2 separate regions of the Homo sapiens genome follow, and region 2 is linked to region 1. The links are chromatin loops, found by intact Hi-C in ENCODE. Cell type or tissue: PC-3. All regions are shown on one strand. Each heading gives the region's core, and the rest is flanking DNA. Links, peaks and the distances in the headings are about the cores only. Region 1 has its middle 33 kb from the start of LINC03055. Region 2 holds the start of RREB1 (ras responsive element binding protein 1).

Evidence for each region. A loop is a pair of places that touch in the nucleus more often than their neighbours do. Peaks named below come from ENCODE experiments on the same cell type or tissue, not always from the same donor. Only the 100,000 strongest peaks of a DNase experiment are listed, where the experiment ranks them.
Region 2: it touches region 1 in a loop (6-fold over the local background); 9 of 110 quality-filtered maps call a loop at or near these places.

Annotation. Positions count from the first base shown.
Region 1 is chr6:6,912,608-6,924,069 of GRCh38, reverse strand. No RefSeq gene overlaps it. Among named protein-coding and RNA genes, the nearest start is that of LINC03055, 33 kb to the right of the region's middle. RefSeq lists an enhancer at 5,219-5,268. In PC-3, for the core only: no CTCF peak of the experiment used is centred there; a DNase peak (open chromatin) is centred at 5,249; H3K27ac peaks cover 1,538 bases.
Region 2 is chr6:7,106,338-7,117,799 of GRCh38, reverse strand. It overlaps RREB1 (ras responsive element binding protein 1), which reads right to left and starts at 9,839. Exons shown (of 13, transcript NM_001003699.4): 1 at 9,740-9,839. RefSeq lists silencers at 2,050-2,344, 8,471-8,560, 8,581-9,070, 9,861-10,080, 10,141-10,620 and an enhancer at 10,971-11,030. In PC-3, for the core only: no CTCF peak of the experiment used is centred there; a DNase peak (open chromatin) is centred at 4,719; H3K4me3 peaks cover 1,790 bases; H3K27ac peaks cover 1,836 bases.

The sequences.
Region 1 (11,462 bases), core at 4,118-6,617:
AGGCACGTCTCTCTGACTTCAAAGCTCATGTTTCTTCTTGTTCAACTGCCTCTGTGAAGTCTTAATTCAGAAAACTCTTCTGTGAGGTATATCCAGGGTCCATAAACATTTTACGTGAATCTTCTGTGGCTTTTACGATACATCCGTGTGTGTGTGTACATATATACCTATATAGACATGTGAAATGGAATGTAAGGGAGACTTCTGTTGTCTACGACAGGCAGAGCCTTCCTGGGGCTTTTTCCCAGTGGAACCATTGAATTCTTAGGTCCTGAAACTGGATTTGGTCAGTTAAATGTTGACCAAAGGTCTGACTCATGCTAACCAAATTGACTGAAAAAAAAAGTGTCCCTGAGCCCAAATAAGGTTTTTAACCTAATTCTATATGAAAATGTCAATGATCTGTAACCCACCTAATCCGAATTCTCTTTATCCTCAGTGCACTGGTCCAAGCCACCTTCACCTCTGAATTATCACAACAGCCTCCTCGTACTTCCTGCATCTATCTTTGCCACCTCAGCCTCCTTCCCTAATCCAATCCTGAGGTGCACACTTGAAAAACTAATATTTTAGTTAATAAATTCGGAATACCTTTCTAGGTTAGTGAAATTATTTTCCACTGGAAGGAACGTGGCTTAAAAATCAGGGCCAGTCATTTGCCCAAGGCCCTTCCATCTAGTGGGCTGATCTTGCTGTGCTATGCCAGAGACGTGGGCAGGTGGTAGCTTGACGTACAGAGAATTAGAACAAAAGGAACAGTCTCTGCACGCAGTATTTCTGTCTGGCAGTGATGCCCTGATAGATTGTCAGGTATCCTGACTGCTAACTTAGTCTTCTTTGCATATAGTACATCCAATGTTTGCTTAACTAGAAAATGCCGTTCTGGATAACTGAGATTTCATGGTATGCTCTGTTTTGCAATAAGGCCATGGCTACATTCCCAAGAAACCTTGGGTTATGAAAATCTAAATTAAAAAATGATTATTTCTTTTTCATGGCTCCTTAAGTGTCAACTTGATAAAAAAATAATTATTTCAATGGTTAAAAAAGGGAGACACTTTCCCACAAATTATTTGTTTTTTGCAGGCATTGCCATTGTAAAGGTATTTGATATATTTTGTTACTGAAAACTTAAAACTGAATTGTTTAATCAAAATGGGCAAAAACAATCCTAAATATCACAGGAGAAAGCCTATACAGCATACAAGATGGGAAATAAAAATCCATGTATTTACAAATAAGGAAAGTACGTTGTAGCAAACAAAGCTCATGGCCCCCAGTGGAGAGTAGAGAAGCAAGATGGCGCCTGGACCATCGGCCACTTAAACCAAACGTGCCTATGAATGCACTCAGCCTTTTCTCTTCCTTGCACAGTGCCAGTGCCTGTTTGTGATCATGATAAAACCAAGCATGATAGGGTTGTGGTTTCAATATATCCCCTAAAGCTCATGTGTTGGAAACTTGAAGCCCAATGCAGTGATGTTTGTAGATGGGGCCTAATGGGAGGTGTTTGGGTCGTGGAGGCCCCACTCTCATGAATGGATTAATGCCATTTTCTCAGAAGTGGGTTCATTATCCTGGGAGTGGGTTCTTTATTAAAAAAACAAGTCAGGGCTCCCCTACCACCTGCCTTCTGCCATGGGATGACTCAAGAAGGCCTTGCCAGATGTTGGCTTCTCAATCTTGGACTTCCCAGCCTCCAGAATCATGAGCCAATACATTCCTGTTTATTATACATTACCCAGTCTCAGATATTTTGTTATTGCAGCACAAAATGGACTAAGACAATATGTGTAATGCAAATCATGCTCCCATCAGTATCACTTTATTTCTTATTCACATTAAAAAATATGTACCATAGAAGCTATATCTATACATATGGTCATTACTGCTTCTGTGAATCAACCAGAAAATTTTTTAAAAAAAGAACATAGAGAACATGTTTTTGCTCTTTCTAATGTGGCATACCAGTCTTTATGTCAAAGTGTGGCCCCTCAAAGGACAGGCTGCAGGAAAGGATACACAGTGGACATCACTGTGTAACATGATCCTGGGTTCTCAAAGCAGTCTATTCTGTCCAGCGGGGAAGACCACCTTCCATTTGTTAGAACTGAGTGCTTCCCCGAGTGTGCCCCTTTCATTTAGAGGTGCTGCTAAAAGGATGCATTCACATCCACAAGCTGTGTGACGGTTCGTGTCGTATCTGAACGTGAACGACAGGATGGGAGCTTGGGAAGAGTGAAGGGCAAGGGAGAGCGAGAGGAAGACAGGATGATCCAAATCAAATGAAACACATGGGAACAACCTCCTTCCATATCCCCAAACTGCAACACTGGACAGGAAAAATCCAAAATTGTTGTAGGCGCATCCTATCTTTAGGAACAACGAGATAGCGTACACTCAGAAACCCCCAAGAGGAAAAGAAGTGAATTTGTCTCAGAAGAGAATGTTCTAGACAATGTCATAAAATGTGCAAGAGAACATTTACTTTTGACCAAAGCTGAAAGAAGAAATGTGGCCAGTGCACAGGGGTGATAGAGAGTAGGTACCCTTGTCCTAAGGAGTTTTGAGAAAGCTACAGTCTTCTGCTGGCACCTGGGGCTTATCCATTGCCATAGGAACCATTCATCTTATTGCTGAAGTTCTAAGTGATTTGAGATGAAGAATGTTTGCTTGAACACATTTTACCCTGTGGTCATCCTTCCGCATACAACTCTACCCTCAAAGCCGGAGTGCTTCCTGCTGCTGTGGAGCCGGGGTGCTGCAAACTTCTGGGATATTCCACAATTTAATGCCAGTGATTAGGATTTTTGTTAGGAAACTCCGGCAGGCAGATAACTCCAGCAGGTCCGAGACAAGTTGGTGTAAACGTTGGCACGGACTGGCTCACCTGTTGTGTGATTAAGTCATGGGGCTGCCTCTTGTTCTCTTTGGGACAAAGCCAGGCAGCATTTGTTCAAGTGAAAATTAAGGCTCTGTGTGGTGTGTGCCTGTATCAATAGAAACAGGCAAGCAGATTCCGCAGGGGAAAAGACTGAGCAAGTGGGTGGGAGGGACGACCCCGCAGCTGTGTTGAAGGTATCTCAGTCAAGGATGGCTTGGTGGCGAGAAACAAAAACCTACTTAGCTTAAGTGAAGTGGGATTTGTTGTAGGGTGTCAGGGGACCCACGGGGAGCTCAACAGGAGGAAGTGGAGGCTGACATCATGGGAACCTGAAAGCTGTCTGGCAGCTCCTCATGCACTGGCCCAGGCTCTGTCATCTCTAGGGCATGTCTGCCTCATTCCCTTTCTTTGCAGAGTGGGTCTTTACAAGGCCTCTCTCCCATCACAGGGGCCTGCATGTGGACTTGAGGAGGCCGTGGTGCCCAGGAGCGCCCCAACTCAGTATCACCACACAGCTCAGGTACCCAGTACTCCCAACACAGTGGACTCTATTAGGAGTTCTTAAGGCAGGAGTTCATAACCAATGGGAGAGTGGGACCTGGCCATCATGGCTAAATACTGGCATTGGTAGGAGGAATGCAGAGCTCTGATAAGGGCAACAGTAGCACTGGCTGTGAGTTACAGAGAGAATGAGTTGGCGGTATAGCCAGGAGAGGGTTGAAGGGCTGCCAGTTGTATAAAGAGGTTGAGTAATTGAAGGACCTTGTGAGAACAGAGATCAGAAATTTGGAGGTTATTAGGGAACAAGATGGCCCCTGGGGAGAGGTGGATCTTGGAAAGGTTGTGATTTGCTAGGGGAGCAGGTGCTGAGTTAGGCTTGGGTGAGCGCTGGCAGTGGCCAGGCTGGGTATGATGCAGAAACACTCTGATAAGTGTCATTTACATGGGTGGCATAGGGAGAGGCCACTTACTGGCAGAGAACTCGGACTGGAATTGAAAGGGAAGGACGGCCACACCCATCGTCACCACTGAATGGTGGGGGTCAGGGGAGACAAGGCAGGAGGAAGGAGATGTCTTCTCCAAGGAGAGGCAGGAAGCTGAAGAAAGAGGCGGGAGAGGAGGTGTCTGCATGATGGAAAGCTGGCAGAGGTGGCCCCAGTGCATGAGGCAGGGTGAGGAGATGCCGCTGGAAGGAGGCGACGGGGAGGTGGACCGGTGAGGAGGGATGGTTGATAGGGTTAGTACCAGTTGAAATGCCCTGTCTCCCGTAAAGGAGGCAGATAAACCACGTCGCAGAAGCACTGGGTGGAAGTAGGAAAGAGCCACATTAGAGGCAGGGAGGAGTTAACATGGCCTTGGCGGGATATTGCAATTGACTAAGAAAGCAGAGTTAAAGAGGAATGGGTGTGCATGGGCATGCGTGCACACACACACATACATACACACACACACACACACACCCTTGCTTTCTCCAAGGTAAGCTCAGGGATTCTGGAACAAGAGGAATCCTAGGTTTTGTGTCAGAGTGACCCTTACCAGGTGGCTTAGAGCATGCCCAGTCTGAATAAGGTTTGGAATTCTTTGAGGGTCTTGGTGTAACTGGACCCTTGTGGCCTATTACAGTCAAGATCTACACCCCCAGCTGCTTGGAATAAAACAAGTTTCTGATTTGCTTTTTTTCATTTATGCCAAAACATCCTAAACCAAAAAACCAGAAGACACATTATCAATTAAAGTACTAGGGTGTCCAGAGCTGAGACCAAATTGTTCTCCATCATATTTTGCGATATTTACCAACTTGCTTTTGCATGACTCAAGTTTATGTCATCAGATTATTTTGCTTTTAAAGCACTCTACTAAACATATAGCTAACCTTTAAAATTAAATGCATAATTTATACTCATTATAACATATTATGTGGCTTCAGTTACATTGTAATCTTTTGACCACATACTTTAATAGCGCTTGGCTTTTTTGTAAATGCCTAGCAACAATGTATTAGACATTATTGCATCTATTATGTTAACACTCACAATTTGTGTTATTGTAAAGCAGTTTCAAAAAACAGTTGAGCCTACAGTGCACACGAAAGTGATCTGAAAATCTTTTTCAATTTAGACGTAGGACTAAATGTAAAATATAATTCCTGAAGGATCTTAATTACTACAGTCTGTGTGTGTATTTGATAAGACTTGTGGAATCCAATTGTTGTTAAATTTTTATATGATGGACAAGTAGGAATGCTTTGGGGCCCCGTCGCTGTTAATAAAGCTCTGAGTCGCAAATATCACACACTTGTCAGACATGAATGGTCCTTTCTTTCTTAAGCTGCTGTGATGTCATTTTGCCTTATTTGGCTTCTAGCCTGGGTTCTCTTTCCAGTGCAGTCGACAGTGATTAGTCATTTCAGCAGGACTTCCCCATCAACATCTGCTCCACCAGCCAGTTACATGTGAGAAAACGTGGGATGGTGCTTTGAAATTGCAAAGGCTTATTGTGCAGATGGCGGTGAGGAGGAGATCTCGGCTACCCCACATGAAAGACCAGCGCAGTGGAGGATACCTCTCTCCACACCCACACACACGCTCCTGCTCAGCCTGCAGTTGCTCATTCTCTAGAGAATCCTCCCCAGGGAGTTCACACCTGCCTTTGCAAGATGCTTCCATGCACGGATTGGTAAGACATGGTCCTTGCCCTGGAAGAGGCCACTATCTGGGAATACATGTCACTTCCCACGTTTCTGTGCTCACAGCTTCGCCTCCCATCTCTTCCTTTGGAAGGTCCCAGCTACTTTCCAGTGGTCAAAGATTGGTGGCTTCTTTTTGAGCCTTGTCCTGGTTGACTTGTGTGATGGAAAGAGCACTTGAATGGGAGTCAAAATATTTGCTTTAGAATTTTAACTTGGTTTTTCACCCACACTGACCTTTAATTCTTTCAGTCAATGGTTGTTCTTCAACCTGAGCATGGTGGTTGCATTCCTTGGCCTGAGAGCCTTCCTTGGCTTTCCATTGCTTGTGGGGTACATTACCAATTTTATTTTTAGCCTGGCACCCCTTTCCCGTGTTTTCTGCCAGGTTCCCCCAAGCCCATGTGTACTTGGCATTCTCTAAATAATAGTATTTTAGGCCTGGGTTCTTACCGAATCTATACACTTGGTCCATAAGGCCCCTCCTTCCAAATTCTCCCTCTGCTTCTCCCCGCCGCCCCCACTGCTTCCCCCTCATTCTCCAAGGCTCAATTAAAAACTCATATGGTGAAGGCTTCCCCAACCTCCAGGCAAATTGAAGTTTTTATGCTTAATACCCATTTATTCCAACCATATTGCATCTTATAATGTATCATAGCTATTTGCATATTTGTTTATCAGTTTTACTGGATTATGGGCTTCATTATTTCATTTAACCTACTTTCTCATTGTGTCTGGCATTTAATAGGTGCCTAATAAAATTCTATTGATTACAAATGGGTAATTTAACTTCTCCACTTCCCCAGACTGACTACAAGCTTCTGGGGCAGCCAATCTGCTTTTCCTCTGTCTTTTCTCCATAGAACTCAGCTCAGTGACTGTCACATAGTAGATGCTTAATAAATGTTGAAAGTGGTAATGTAAGAAAGTGACTGAATAAAGCAGCAATGCAGTATTTGCTAGACAATATTCCAAGTTGAGGGGTGAAGTGGGAGAAAGATGGTAACAATGTTAATTTTAGGGATGGAGAACCTGCAGGAAAAAGGACATCTTGTGGGCATGACTCTAGGCTGTGTAGTTTGCTACTCATTTCACTTCTGTGGCCACTCCCCCCGGATCTCATCTCAGGTAATGCCAGTGCACTCTGTCGACAAGGCCACGTTCCCCACTGACTCACCTCACAGAAGCCTTTGGGTCTTAGGAGAGCCAAAGATTCTCGCCAACTGAGCACCTCCACCAGGTGGAACGTGGGCAAATGGGAGAATAACCTTAATGATCCTTGTCGCCCCCAGAAGGTCAGGGCTTGTTTATTACCTGAGTCCTAAGGCCCTTGCTGTTTCTGCCCTGCTGGAGATCACAGTGGACCCCAGCTCAGTCCAGCTTCCCACCAGGGCAGCAGGCCCTATGTGACCAACACAGAGTCTTCATTAGAAAGTGTGGGTTTCTATTTTTCAGTTTTTCATTTTTGGAACCCGGCTCACTTGCTCTGTAACATTTAACAGTTTCTGTTGCTGTGTTCCAGGCATTTTGCTAGGGGCTGGCACCCAGTGATGGGTCCAGTGAATGCAGTCCCTGGTCTCAGGGGCTCTCAGGCCAGGAGGGGAGGCTGCAGACGCTCACACATTGGCCCACACTGGACTAGCACGCAGGTGGGGTGCTCTGCAGGGGAGGTGGGACCAAGCACACAGTGCACAAACGAGGGGCCTAGGGAGGCCTGGGAAGTGACTTGGCCCCCAGGGCCTTCTGTCTGGACTGATGACTCAGGGCAGCCAGGCCGGAGAGACAGGGCAGGCCACTGAGAACGAATCAAGTAAGAGGCTAATGGAGGCAACAGTACAGGGAATAGGAAAGAACTTCCAGAGTGTTCTTTTCTCTGCCCACGTGGCAAGGTGAAACTTATGGCTAGGTAGACTTCTACTCTGTTATACCAAGTGCTGCCTGCCTCCTTCTGCTTTCCTTCCTCCCAAAAGTTTAACTCTGTCTCCATTTTCTCTCCATGAGCACAGGCATGTGGAAGTGTGGCATCACACACACACACCCACACCCACACACCCACACCCACACACACCCACACACACACACACACACACACACACACACAGCCGTGGTCTCTACTCCAGCTGTCAGAATGTCTGATTTTTGGGAGGGGTGGACTCACCTTTCCTCTGCCTTATCACCTCCAGCTAGTGAGGTTTTGTTCCTACTGAAACAGTAGAGAACAAAGAGAAAGAGGCTAGGGGAAACTCAGAGCTCCAGCAAACAGAAGGGATGGAGAAAGTTCAGCTGCTTTGTCGTGGTTGTTATGCAACCACTTTGCTAGCCCTTACCTGGAAAAGAAAAAGTGGAATTGTATTTTTGGACTGCTAGAGCTGGTATAAAGAGTGAAACTATCGTAAACGGTAAAATGATAATATCAATTTCCTTATTTTACGGATTTCATAACTCAGGCAGAAGAGGAGTTAAATTGTAATAGTGCAAGGAAGTAGCAGAGCAAAAGTCACTGTCTGTTTCTTGGAACGATTTCTGCCTAACCAGTGATCATTTCTCAAGCCCTCTGAAAGCATGCCAAAAGCTGTCTGCAAAAGTAGCAACGGCCGAGCAGCCAGTACGGGGTGTTCTTGTCTTTGGGTGAAATGCTGAGCAGTTTTTGCAGTTTTCTCTTTAACTGGCTTTTTATTTGCTTTCATTTTAAGCAGTGCCTTCGTGTGGAAAGTGCACTGAACTAAGACTCAGAATATCTGAGTTCTAGTTCTACCCGGCCACAGCAAACTACCTGCCTTCTGGAGGCTGGGATTTCTCACCCATGAAAGCAGAAACAATCCAATTAGAGCTCTTTCATGGTCCATCCTAATTCAGGGGGCCAGGGTTTGGCAAACTACTGCCCACAGGCGGGGCAATCTGGCCACCGCCTGTTTATGTACTGTTCACAAGCTAAGAGTGGTTTTACATTTTTTCAATGTCTAAAAGAATCAAAGGAGAATAGTATTCCATGATACATAAAATGATATGACTTCAAATATCAGGATCTATAAATAAAGTTTTATTAGAACACTGATCTACTCACTCATTTGCATATGGTCTGGGGCTGCTTTCCCAGGGCAATGGCAGAGCTGTGTAGTTGCCATAGAGACCGTATGGCCAGCAGAGTTCACTCTCTACCTGATCCTTTAGAGAAAAGCTGTCCCTGTTGGCCACAGTACAACCTACTATCTTATTTTCTGCATTTATGAAAATAATAAAACCTCATTGAGTTACTGTAAGAATGAAATGAAATAATGGATGTGAAAGAATTGTGACCAAGCTAAAAGCATAAATACTCATCAGATGCACCTCAAATGAATTGAGGTGCATATTTATTATGCACCCAATATGATGCATAGATACCCAGCTACTAGGTGTTGCTAGCTGGAGGAGAAACAAGCCCTTACTAATAATATGCACAAAAACTAATGATATTTTTATTCAGCAGTGTTGAAAACATACAGGATAGGATTGCAGAGGTGGGAAATTATGTGTGCGTCTGGAAGGGAAAATAACAAGAACTTATTTGTCAGATTGGTGTAATTCTAAGTGAATTTTTAAATGTCTCCGTTAAACTACTGTTATAATTCTGTTTAAAAATAAATAAGAGTTTAGTGGGATATGATGGTGCAGGCCTGTAGTCCCAGCTACTCGGGAGGCTCAGGTGTGAGGACCTCTTGAGCCCAGGAGATGGAGGTTGCAGTGAGCAGAGATTGTGCCACTGCACTCCAGCCTGGGCGACAGAGAGAATCCCTGTCTCAAATAAATAAATAAATAAATAAATAAATAAATAAATAAATAGATAAATAAATAAATAAATGCAAAAGGAAAGTACCTGCCCCCCAAACTTGTTTCAATACTAATGTTTTAAAAAGGCTTTTTATTTCCAAAGTGAATGCTGAACTGCAAGGGGTAAGGTCTAATTGTCTGTATATTCCATCCTCAATTGTCTGCAGGCAGCACTGTGTCTCAAACACTTGAAAGATTTATATTGAAATATTAGAAACAAAATACACTTTTAGAAGAATTACAATAGCTGAGATCTATGGTTTTTGTTACAATAATATTGGAATAACCTGTCACCAATTAGACAGCTCATCTTTTACATATGTGTTTAACAAGAAAAGCAAAATTCCCCTTGTTAAAATTAACTTATTCAGAAAGTTGCAGGGGTTGGGGTGGGAGAGTGAACATTTAAAATGGGATTGAGTCAATTTCAGGGTTGGCAAAATGCAGAGGGATTGAATTTTCCCATGAGAGATTCAGAGGTTACATGTGCCAAAGAATAATCTAGAAACAGCAGAGCTTGGGGTTTTGCATCTTGTTCTGATAGTGACTGTCTAGAAAGCTTCCAGATCAACTCAGTTTGTCTCCCTCTGGTATCTTAACTAGTAAAAATGATGTTCTTGGCTGGGTGCAGTGACTCACACCTGTAATCCCAGCACTTTGGGAGGCCAAGGTGGGAGGATTGCTTGAACCCAGGAGTTTGAGGCCATCCTGGGCAACGAGCGAGACCCACGTCTCTACAGGAATAATTTAAAAACACTAGCCAAACGTGGTGGTGCGTGCCTGTGGTCCCAGCTACTTGGGAGTCTGAGGTGGGAGGATTGCTTGAACCCAGGAGTTTTAAGACCAGCCTGGGCAACATAGGGAGACTCTGTCTCTATTTTGTAATTTATAATTTTTAAAAAATAAAACAAAATAAAATAAAAGTGATGTTCTTTCCCCATGAAAGTGATCAGCTGTCGGGTTCACCTGGTGGAGTTTGCTGCAGGGGCAAAGCCTTATTGTGAGCTGTGAATGAATTCATCTGCACAGAAAGCAGGGTTGCCCCTCTTCCTGTCCCAAGGTGCAGGGTGGCTGGGCACCCCAGGGAGCTGGGCTACTGACTCCTGCGTCAGTGAAATGGTTCCTTCTGGTATTAGCTGCGGGACCTCGGGCAAGCCATGGAAACTGCTGAACCTTGACTTCCTCATCTTTGAATGCGGTGGATCTAAGCATGTTGACCGAGAACTATCCATGGAAGAGGGCAGACACCCTGCCTGGCACATAGTACTCTTTCAATACATGGTAGCTATTCTTATTAGCATAGGTGGTGAGGTAGCCAAAAAGCAGGAACAAAACAAATACTTCCTGAGGTTGGTAGGGGTTCAGGCAATTGCCCTTCTGTTTCTTTAAGCCCTGGATCAAGTGGTGAAGGAAGGCTGTCCAGCTCACTGGTTCGTAAGGGCTGAAAATGTCTGGCAGAACTTATTATCAAATTTACATCTTCATAGAGTGCCTTAGGCAGAAGGCAGTTCTTCAGCACTTGATGAGTGACTTTTTTCTCCTTAATATCCATCAAACAGAATAATAAAGTACACACTAGTCATTCGATGTGTCAGGAATGGCCAATAAACAATGACAAAGGATCTTTTACATTCTCACAATAAACACTGCTGTTCCTTCTCACCATCTTCCTTGATAAACACCATCTGGAGTTAGCTTTCCCCAAGAGGCAGCTCGCTGCCATGATGTAGGATGAAGTCGGTGGCCTCCTGAAGATTTATTTCTGCCTTTAAAAAAAATGTAAAGCATGGTAGCTGGTGGGGCTCCGCTCCCTGTTTTGGGGCCCTGGGTTCTAGCACTTCCCTTTCTGACTTGGGAGCCAACTTTAGGCAATGACCTATTTATTTTTCTGTCACTGCTGCTGCCTTTTGCTCTCCATTACAGGAGGGGCCGAACTGGCTGTGGGGAGTTGGGCGTTTTGCATGGGGGGATTTGGGGGCAGTTGCTGGGTGTGAGAGTGGCAAATGGAGGCGATGAGAAAGAGGATTTAAATTGTCAGTTCTGATAATGAATGGACACTCCCTCTTTGGTGTTTTTATGAGA
Region 2 (11,462 bases), core at 3,215-5,714, 190 kb before region 1:
TTTAGGAATTTGAGACCAGCATGAGCAACATAGAGAGACCCTGTCTCCAAAAAAATAAAAAATAAAAATTCATTGTTTAAAAAGGAAATCTGGTGGGGCGCGGTGGCTCATGCCTGTAATCCCAGCACTCTGGGAGTCCAAGGTGGGCAGATCACCTGAGGTCAGGAGTTCAAGACCAGCCTGGCCAACATGGTGAAACCCCATCTCTACTAAAAAAAATACAAAAATTAGCTGGGTGTGGTGGTAGGCGCCTGTAATCCCAGCTACTCGGGAGGCTAAGAGAATCGCTTGAACCTGGGAGGCGGAGGTTGCAGTGAGCCAAGACTGCGCCATTGCACTCCAGCCTCGGTGACAAGAGTAAAACACTTCGTCTCAAAAAAAAAAAAAAAAAAAAAAAAAAAAAAAAAAAAACAGGAAACCTATTCACATGGTTCACCTTTGTGTTTCAGAACACCCACCCCATCTTCCTGGTTATCTCCCCTATTTCTGAAGACATATCTACCTCTTTTATGAGAAAATTAAGATTTTGATTTTGTATATTCAGAGAAATGTTTTGTTTTTTACACTGAAGTGTCAGAATAAAGGGAGCTCCCTTAAAACAGTGAAAATGATTATTTTTATAAATATGATCTAAAATCAACTATTACCACGTGTATACTGCACATACACAGACACATACAAACACATAAAGCAAGATTTATACCCTGTAGATTTCTGGCTTGGTATTCTGTTTTGAATCCTACGAGTAATGGAAAAAAGAGAAGCTAAATTATACACAGACCAACACTCCTATTAACTCATACCACTAATGAAACAAAACTCTAACTAAGCAGAGAAAATGGGCCCACACATTGGAGCTCTGAAATGATTTTGGTCTTTGATCTGTGTGCCCATCTCTCCTATTTAATGTAAACTTCAAATCAAGAGCCATGAAAAATGGTTATAATTAGTAAAGGCCCCAGTGTGACAGCTTTTAGTGCAACCAGGCATTAACAAGGAGTTTTTTTCACTTTTACATTAAGCTGAGCCAACTTTTATTTTAGAATTTCTGTAATTCAAAATTCTTTCCCACCAAAGAACTTAATTCTTTCCCACCTAGCACCACCTTCTGCATGATGGGTATGCTGAAATCGTTAGTTCATGTCTATTTCCTTCATTGAATTTGTAGCACTATTTAGGCCTTAGCTTCCAAATTACATGTGGCTATTCTCCAAAATCTTCAGAAACTCTCATTTTTGTATCAGAAATCAACACACAGTGGTGAGTGAGCACCAACTATGCAATCGTTCTAGGTGCAGGAGATGGGAAAATATTCTTGAAGTGAGAGAAACATGTTAAGAGATAAATTACAACAGACAAGACTTGACAGATGGGGGTAAAAGTTACTCACAACAGAAGAGCTAATTCTCCATAGAAGAGGTAGTATTTAAGCTGGGTCTTGAAAAAAAGAGTACAAAATTTTTATTGCTGAAGGAAGGGGATGGGGATGCAACAGAATGAACAATCCAGGCAACAGGAGGCAGTAAGAATCAATTCAGTGTGGCAGTGGGGTAGAAGAGAGTGACAAGAGCTGAGACTAGAAATTCAGCTTGGAAGCAGACGAAGTTCCTTGTATGCCAAGTTAAGGAGTTTGGATTTCTTCCTGTAGACAACAGAGAGCCAAGAGATGTTTTTAAGCAGGCAAACACCACGCACGGCTTTAGTTCTGATGATTCTGGCAGCAGAGTGGAGGATGAACTGCAGTAAGGAGAAACTGGTGGCAGGAAATTAACTTGGGAGGCGTTTGTGACTTGATGAGGGCCTTAGGTCAGAAACGATAGAACAGCCAATGCCAGGGCCAGACTGGAGTGTGGTTTTGCAGAGGGCCTGGTGACTGATCGAACATTGGGGCAGGACAGACATACGTCAGGACGGCAGTAAGACTCCTGGCCTAGAAGGCTGGGTGGATGGTGATCACCTTCCAGAAGGAAGGGAGAGGACTTTCATTTTTACAAGTACCTGCAGGGTAAGGTACTTGCAGGGTGATCAGGGTGACAAAAGGTTCAAGCTTGGGAGAAGTTGTAAATGGAGATATAGAGTTGGGAGTTGGCAGTTTATAGGTTAGACGAGAAGACAGAAAAGCACCAGAACGCAGAGTGCGTTCTGCAGGAACAGGACTCGTTACCACGTATGGGACTGCAAAGGTGGCTGCAGAGCAATGGCCCTGAGCACCATCAGTGCGACTGACACCAATGGGACACTGACTAACCGCTGGTTTAGATGTAAAAAGAGCTATCTTCAAGTATTGCACATGTCTATAAAGTGGGAGCCCAGGCCACTCTAGGGGTGACTCTGCCTACCACTGGCAGCCCTTCCTTTTCTGGAATTCGATCTCTGTCTCCCTGTTTTCTTCTCCCCTCTATGGTTTCCTTACCTCCTGTCTGTGTGATAGGCTGGGGGGTGGGGGGGAAGGCCAAGGGTCAGATCAGTTAACACTTGCTGGCTAAAAGATCACTCCTGACACTATATTAGACATTTCTGGTCTGAGGCCTGGGGTCCCTTAACATAAAAATAATCACCGCCTCCTACCCTGCATCCCCTTACTCCCTCCCTATCCCTCCCAACCACAGCAGCTGGCAGCCATCCACCCTCTCAAGAGGAGATGTATGGACAGAGCACCCGGCTCAGAAACACTGCCCTATAAAAACGGCAGACGGTTATGTAAGAATTTTGCAAAAACTTGAGAAAATAAAACAAGGGAGACTACGAATGCAAAAACATTAACTGTTAAGCAAGTAAGGGCTAGTTCAAACACTTAAAAAAAAAAAAAGGTATACTCCACATAACTTAGAACATGAAGGAGGCTGCAGATGACAGCACCAGAGCAAGTTTCCCAAATAACTGAAGAGGTGACTGGGAAAGCTGAGCCATCGACCACAACAGCTTCACAAAGCCAATGAATCTAGTTTGTTTTAGAAGTAGATGACTTCTAGAATTTTCATTTACTACGGGGTTTTCAAATATATTTAATGCCACTTAACATTTTCCTCAACCCCAAATTTTCTGTGAAACTTCGAACTTGCCAACCATGGTACCTCAGAGGCAAATAAGAGCTTACTTGCTTTATGGAATTTCAGATTTCTAAATATATCGCATGCAATACAGGCAGCGCACCCAGTGGACTTGTAGATGAGACCCAGGCCACGACTACTGTACCTTTCAAGCAGGCTTTCTCAACCTCAGCTCTGCTGACGTATGGGGGTCGTTCTGTGCACTCCAAGATGTGGAACAGCATCTTTGGGGTCTATGCACTAAAGGCCAGTAGCAGCTCCCCGCTGCCGCCCCCCCCCCCACCAGAAACACTTAAAAATGTCTCCAGACAGTGCCAAAAGTCCCCTGGGGGCAAACCCACCAGGTTGAGAACCACTTCTTCAAAGAGTAAGCCCCAAGCTTGTCATCAGCTTTTTCCTTAAAACTCATCCCTCACCCTGATCAACATGGTGAAACCCTGTTACTACTAAAAATACAAAAATTAGCTGGGCGTGGTGGTGTGTGCCTGTAGTCCCACCTGCTCAGGAGACTGAGGCAGGAGAATCGCTTGAACCCTGGAGGTGGAGGTTGCAGACAGGCAAGATTGTGCCACTGCACTCCATCCTGGGCGACAGCAAGACTCTGCCTCACCTAAGTGAACCACATTAAGAAGAATTTGCTAGTCCTGTTAGTCTCCCAGCACTAAAAACAAAAACAAAGTGCTGCATTTCCCCAATCTGAACATAAACTCCTAGGCAAAATTTGACTAAGGTAATGGAGGTGTGCAAAATTCTGGAAAGGAAATCCAGAATGGATACCCACAAAGCTTCCTGAGCTCAAAATATACCACTTTCTTCCGTTTATAGATTTTGACTTTCTGGAACATCTACTTTATCCTTACAACAATCTCATGAGGTAGAAAGGCTACTAAAAAGATACATGTCATCACAGTTCATCAACAGAAATGCTACCAAGAGCAGAAGTGCTTTTTAAAATTTCCTTATACCTTCAAACTCAATTAGGTTTATTTTGAAAAGGATCTGGTCTTATTTAAAAACCACACACCATACACATGGAGATAAATAGGCAGTATATATTTAATGCTGCTAAGTCCTCCTGAGGTCAAACTGACTCTAAAAAGCAGCTGTTCTACAGGGCTAGGCTGGAGTTAGGAGTTCTGGGTTCCAAGTTTGATTCATTAACAGCCCCCGGGTGGACCACCGCGCAGCTGTAAAATGGGTCAACATACCCACCCAACTCCCACAGTGTTCCTCTCAGCATGAACGTGGAATCTTTGCTAAAGGCCTCCACAAAAGCAGGGTGAAATTAACTAAGTCCTAGAAGGTATATCTGAATGAAAAAGAAAAATTTTAAAGTGATTAAACCACCAGAAGTATCAGACACTTTCATAACAATTCTATCCCATAGTCTCTGAAAAGGGGGAAAGAGATGAAATACCAAGCAAACTAGAGAAAAACAAATAGAGCATTTAAAAGCTTTATCTAATTACCCCCACTGAGACGTTTTCTCTTCACTCTGGCTGTCTGACAATGCCTGTGGGGGTTTTCATTCTCTTTCTCCACCCACCCTCATGATGTCTGCAAGCCCTCAGGTGAATCCCTGCAGGAGCAGTCAGGACCCAGTCCCCAGTCCCCGGACTTCACAGAGGTTTTCGAATTCTCTTAGCTTTACTGGCTTGAATCACACTGAACAAACAATCTCCACCCTCTCCCATGCTTTCGTCTGAAGCACCTACTCACAGTCAGCCACCTCTACTGATGGGCAGACTGGCTAACTTCAGTACCCTTGAAGTCCCACCAGAAATAAGATGCACCGATCGCTCCCAGTCTCCTCCTCCCCATCCGCTTCACCCCAACCCGCCACTGCCAACGGCAGAGTGCAATCCCCAGCTACACTCGGCTGCAGTTCAGACCACGCTGAACACCAGAGAACGTGACAAGAGAAATTGGGCGGAGCACAGTCGATGACATTGCCGACAGGACTGCTAACAAAAAAGGAAAAACCCCTCTCCACCTTCCTCATTCTTTTACCTCCGTAGTAATGAAAACAACAGTAGTTTTCTTTTCTGTATTCTGCCTTCTATGGGAGTGGGGGAAATGAAAAATAAGTGATGCATTTCAGAGAGCACACCGTATGCCTCCCTCTGGGTTTCATACGGTGTACCTTTTACCTTTGATATAAGGTACCTGCAACCCTGCAACCCTCACCCCCCTGTGGAAATCACTGTCTGACCCTTGCTCTTTGAAAACTGCCATGGCTACTTCTACTCAAAAATCACTGTCTAAATCAGGAAAGAAAGAGAGAAAAGAAACAGAAAGAAAATACATTTATCAATTTCTTAATTATATTTGGACATAAAAAATATGACTCAACACTGCCTGTTCAATAGGTCAGATGTACAGAAATTAACCTTGAAGCAGGGAAACTTTTGGCTTACAACAGGCTTACCATTCAACCAAGAGATGATAGTTACTCATCATGGCTTCAATTAGATTTCAACCATTTTATCTCAATGAAAAACTTCAAGATACTTGAACATACTTTTGGCAGAAATGTAATGTACATCACACCTATTTTTGTTTTCTGACATTTGGCCAGTCCTTCCAAAGATACTCTGAACCTAATATAATTATTTTTAAAAAGATAGCTATGAACTGGGCGGAATAAACTGCACTAGGGAGGTGGAATGAAATGGAGGAGAAGCCCTATCAAAACCTAATCTAAGGGAATGGTAATCTCAGTAAAGGGGGAAAGAAAGCTATTGTCCCCTTATCAGGACAGACTACATTGCATACTTTCTACTGATACTAAATTGCATTTCTATCTTTGAATACAAATCTGTTTCATGCGGAATAAAAGACATAACTTTATGGATTATGCAGAATTTCCAAAACAAACCATGGAATCAGTTATTAATACTAGAAATAAGAGGGTACTATACACACAAATCCTCAGGAAGGTTCAACCTGAACACACTGGTAATAGTCAAGAAGTCCACCAGACAAGCTGCCATCTGACACCACAAGGCTGGTCATAGAGTACTGAACTTCAATTAAAGACACTTACAAAAGAAAGAGATTATTTAAATATAATAACAAAACCAAAACAAACTTTAACATCCTACCTTCCCAGGTCAAAGGACATAGAAGATTCAGAAATTAACTAAACCTAGTAAATAATGTAAAACAGGGAATGACTCCCTTTCAAAAATGCTTTGGTTAATTTTAGCATCCTTCTGTTTAGCTGCTTAGCAACCCTTATCCTATGACCTTCTAAGCACCACCTACTTTTCAGAAGGATAATGAACAGAAACATCAAAAGAATTCACTTCTGTTTCCAAAGAATATATTTAACCAATTCTTATAGGAGTTAAATTTATATTAATTATGCTGAGCAAAATCCTAAAAGGGTAGCATTTTAAAACTTCATTAACTAGGACATTTCCTTAGCTGAAGGTGATAAATGATGTTAGCAAGCAAGCATAAGATAGCAAGCAAAGACTTCCTAACTGACCTCAGAAGTGGAATAACGCAACAGTTCAAAATTGAAGAGCAAAAACGACCTAAGGCAGCTACACTGTACAGTGCCTGGCACACAGCAGGTAACCAATAAACTGCTGTTGATCAGATGCTGGACTAATACGTGTAGGTTTATTTTCTTCCTTCAACACGCTGTACCTGTGTTGGATACAAATAAGGCCTTGGGAGTCTGCCCGAAGAAATTTAAAAGACCCTTCAATCAAAAGGTCGCTTGTTGGATGATGTAACTAGTTAGGAATGGATGCACTACCTGTACCAGCTCAATAAGACGCATGTTCCCCATCACATAACAAATACTTGTCTGCCATAAGGGCTTAGAGTCTGATTTTCTGATGAGAAATAAAGCAGTATCTAGAAAAACCCAGAGAATGATATTCCACAAAACGGTAAGCATCGGCAGCATTTCTTAAGAGTATTACACATCCAGCAAATCCTCTTTAAAAACAAGACATTCTAAAATGCAACCAGTTTAGCAGTATTTTTAAGACAAAGACAATGCAAGTTCATTAACCTAAAATGGAGCACAAGCTAAGCAAATAACTAAATCAAAGAGTTCTTCTCTCCTTTTCTTTTGTAAAAATGGGGGAAAGGTATTTTTTTAACACATTTAAAACTTGATTAAAGCCATTCAAATGTTTAATTCATCAGTGTAACCAAAGCTCAAAGCACATCAAAGCAGGACCCATCAGCGGGTACCCAGAAGGCTCCCTCCAAAGGGCGGAGGTAAACACATACACACACACACACACACCACCCCTAAAATTAGTGATTCTGTCTTTGTATAAATTACTTGTAGAGTAGCTCGAACCCATTCCTTCAGAAGTTCTGTGGACTCTTGAAGATAGCACAAAACTCAACGTTTGTTTTTCAAAGAGGTTTTAGCCAACACTTTGGCCTCTATCTAACTCAGACTTCCGGGTTGAAATATGTCTTAGAAACTATACCTGCCTACTTGAAAAAGCACCAAATCTAGAGGATGATTTTCATGGGTGTGAAAAAACAAAACTAAACCACATTCTTTTCTTGGCAGTTCTCTTTTCCCCACCTTCCACTTCAATTAAACTTATTTCAGAATCAACTCGCACACATGCAGGGTCCACTACATATATAAAGGGGAAAAAAAATATCAAAAATAATGGAGATGCACTAGCAACTCTGCCTTTGCAGAAATCATTTCTTCTTAAGACAGAAATTCCTCGCTATTTCCAGCAACACCATTCAACAGGCAAACTTTATTTCCACTGGCTTTTAAAGAGCTAAGCTTAAATCTAAACTCTAAGAGGGTTCAATTTTCTACTAATGAAAACCCCCGGACAGGTTTTTCAACATACCAAAACGTTATATTTTTTTATTCACCCTTTTGTCTCTCTCCACATCCACCACCATCACAAGCAGCAGCAGCAGGAGCATCCTCAAACGAAGAAAACCCCTCCAAAGTGCCCCGAATGTGTGCTGCTGCTGGCTCTGAAGCCGTGTAGAATTTCGTAATGGAATGTGAACTGCTCGTCCGGATCTGGGCTCACGTTCTATCTCCTAACCAGTAAGGAGCGAGGGAGGGCAAATCTGCTGAGCAAGGAGAAATACTTTCCTCCTCTTTTATAACCCATCACGGATGCACGGCGGCCGAGGGGCGCGAGCTGCACGCGGCGCCTGTCAAGCGGCCCGGGCCCGCACCCCGTGGGGTCCCCGCGTCCCCCAGCTCCCCGCCCCGCCCGGAGAGAAAGGTGGCCTCGCCCATCGGTGGGCTCGGCCGACGCGCCCCGCACTCACGCGCGGCCGCGGAGCAGGTCACATCCTCGACGCGCCCTTGGCCCGGTCCAGAAAACACGCCGCTTCCCAGGGAGGGGGTCGGCGACGGGAAGGACCTCCCCTGCTCCTTAGCAACCATTAAGGTCGCAGTTTCCTAAGAGACCGCGAGCGGGGAGGGGGCGCGGGGGGCCCGGCCCAAGGCTTGTGCGGGAAGTTGGGGGCGGGGGGGGCAGCAACAGGCCCCCTCCCCCCACCCAGCTAGACGCCGGGGGCCGGGATGGGAGGAGGAAGGGAAGCCCCAGAACTCGTGAAAAACTGGTCCAGCGGGCGGCGGACAAAAGTTTCCGAGCGCGCTCCACAGCTGGGCGGCGGAGCGGGCCCCGGCGGCCGGCCCCGCCTCGGATGCTCCCGGCCTCCTTCCTGTGCTCGTGACGGCGCCGAGCCCCCCACCCCCCCCGCCCGCGAGGCAGGCTAGCTCCACACCGAGGGCTCCCACGAAAACACTCACCCCGCCAACGGAAGGGCGAGGGAACAATACGTGCCCGCACGGCTAGGGCCCGGTCCCCTCCTCCCCAGGCCCCCCGGGGCGGTGGTCGGCGTGACCACGACCGCCAGCCGGGAACCCGCGAGGGCGCGGGGCTGCCCGCGGCCCCCTCCCGGCCGGCGCCGTCCGCCCGGGAGGTTCAAAGTCCGCAGAGCAGGGCGCGGCGGATGCTCCCACCGAGCAGCCCCGAGCAGGCACCCCCGCGCGAGCACCCCGGGCAGGCACCCCCGGATACCTTAGGGCGGCGGCGGGAGGGCGGGCGCCGTCATCTCCGCGCTTCCCGGCCCGAGAAGGACTCGAAAGTATGTAGGAGAAAAGTTTCCCCTCCCACATGGGGGGGAGGATGTCGAGGGAGAGAGGGCGGAAGATGGAGAGCAGCGCTGGGAAGATGTTTCTGGCCGGCGGTGCGCGCACCATCCGAGTCCCGGCGGTGCTGGTTAAAAATAAACTCGGCGGCGCGGGTCGGGCCGGATTCCTGCGCTCGGACGGCTAATATGGATGCGCATCAGGTCCTGCTGGCGGGGCGCTGCGGCGGCTCGCGCTGGGAGCTGGTTGGCAGAGCCGGCGGCTCGGGAAAGGGAAAAGAGCGGAGGAAGGGGAGGAGGAGGAGGAGGAGGAGGAATGGCCCGGCGCGCAGCCCGAGGGGAGAGGGCTGCCCCGCTCATCCCTGGCCGCCCCGCCGGCCCGAGCGCACGCTGCGCGGAGTGGGGCGTGCGGGTCCCCGGCTCCGGGACACACCGAGTTTCAAAAGTACAACGCGCTCTGCAGACTTCACCCTCCCCATCCCCAAAGTTCTTTAAAAGGTCGCTCCGGCTGTGCCCCAGACTTCTCGCTGCCGCCGGCGTACCGCGAGTCGGAATCCGGGGCACGTACTTACGGCCGGGCAGGACGCTTGGCTCCCTGGCATGATGCGTTGGGGACCGGTGGGCTTCAGGGAGAGACCGAGGAGAGATGCAAACTTGTTCCGGAAAAGGAATCAAAATGGCGTTTCTGGATGTGCAAAGTTCATCAACTCCGCAGTCACTTCCCCTCCTCCTCTTCTCCCACAGGGAGGGAGGTGGGCGAGGAGCTGGCGACCCCGGCGCCCCAGCCGTCGTCCCGGCCCCCGTCTCGGCCCCCCGCCCAGCTTCCTCGCCCGCACGCTCGGAGTCTCGCTCTCCCCCTCTCACCCTGATAAGTAGACACATCACGTGTTGCTCCTGCGAGTCTCCTGGGGACGTGTTACTGAGCGGCCGCGGCGGCGGCGGCGGCGGCGGCGGCGGCGCTCGGACTGGGGGGGGTGAGGGGGAGGACCGCCGCCCCCGCCCCGACTTTAGCAGGGTGACCGCAGTTGCCATCCCGGGATGGATGGAGGTGGAGTCCCCTCCCCACCCCCCACCGCAGCCCCAGGTTTGCCCTACGCCCTCCCAAGGCGCCCCGGGCCATGGGAGGGCCGGGCTGCCCGAGGGGAAGGGTCCGGGAGGCCGCGACTGGCTGCGATCCCAATCGTCCCGTTGCTCGCGGGCCACCTTATTCGGCCACCGCGCCCCCTCCCCTGCAGCCCCTCGCCGCGGGCGACTCCCCGCCCCCGGCTTTCCATCACTTCACTCCGCAGTTTCACTATTTTAACGGAGGCGGGGGAGACACGGTGATGCCTCGGAATTGCGAGAGGGGCACCTCAGAGGCGCTGGAGTTGGGGGGATGGGGGGCGTAGGGCTCGGGGCCCTGGCCTGACGCCGCCCCTCTGGGTCTCCGAGGCATCTGCGAGGGGGAGCCCCGCCCGCGCCGTTTCCTTTCCACGCGGTCCTCGCTCTGCATCCAGGTGGGGCGAGTGGATGATGGGGCAGGAGATTAAGGAGCAGGCGCTTCACCCCGCCCCTAGCTTCGAGCCGTTTCTCTCCCGGGGCCATCCTTCTTACTCGGGCTGCCGCCCTGAGTGTGCTCGCCGTCTAACAAACTCAACTCCGACCCGACTTTGGTCCCCCTCCCTTACCCACACCCCACAAAGGATGCTTCAGCGGGGAACTGCCGTGGCCGCCAGGGGCTGAGGACGGTTCCTGCCGCCACTGTGTCCCCACCCCGCGATGGAATGGCTGATGCTGTGTCATCCACGTCGCCCTCCAAGGCTTCAGAGAAGCCACACGCAGTATCTCTTTCTCTCAGAGGGCTCCTGTTTCAACTCTGAAAAGCAGGGGCCCTTCTCCGAGCCGCTCTCCATCTCTCCAGCTCCTGCCACCACGCTTCGCACTGGCTGCCTTGCCCCAAGTTATCACGGAGCCCAGAGAAACCAGGCCTGGGCTGTGCTTCCTCCATAAAGCAGCTGACATGTTTCCAACTGTTAATACTTCTCCTACCGAGGTTCTGAAAGGGGTCTGTTCTCAGCCTTTGGAAACATCTTCAGAAAGATAAGGATGATTGTGGTTGTTGAAAATAAACACGCCCCCCCCCCCCCGCCCCCGTAGTTCTAAAGAAGAATGTCCAAAGAATACTACAGTAGAATTAAGCGTTTGAGTCTGGTTAGGCAAGATGATGTTATGCAGGCAGAAAGCTGGCTACTTTCTATTTACTATGACCTTTGACCCTGGCTCCACCACACCAGCTCCTCTGAGAAGGCTTGAACA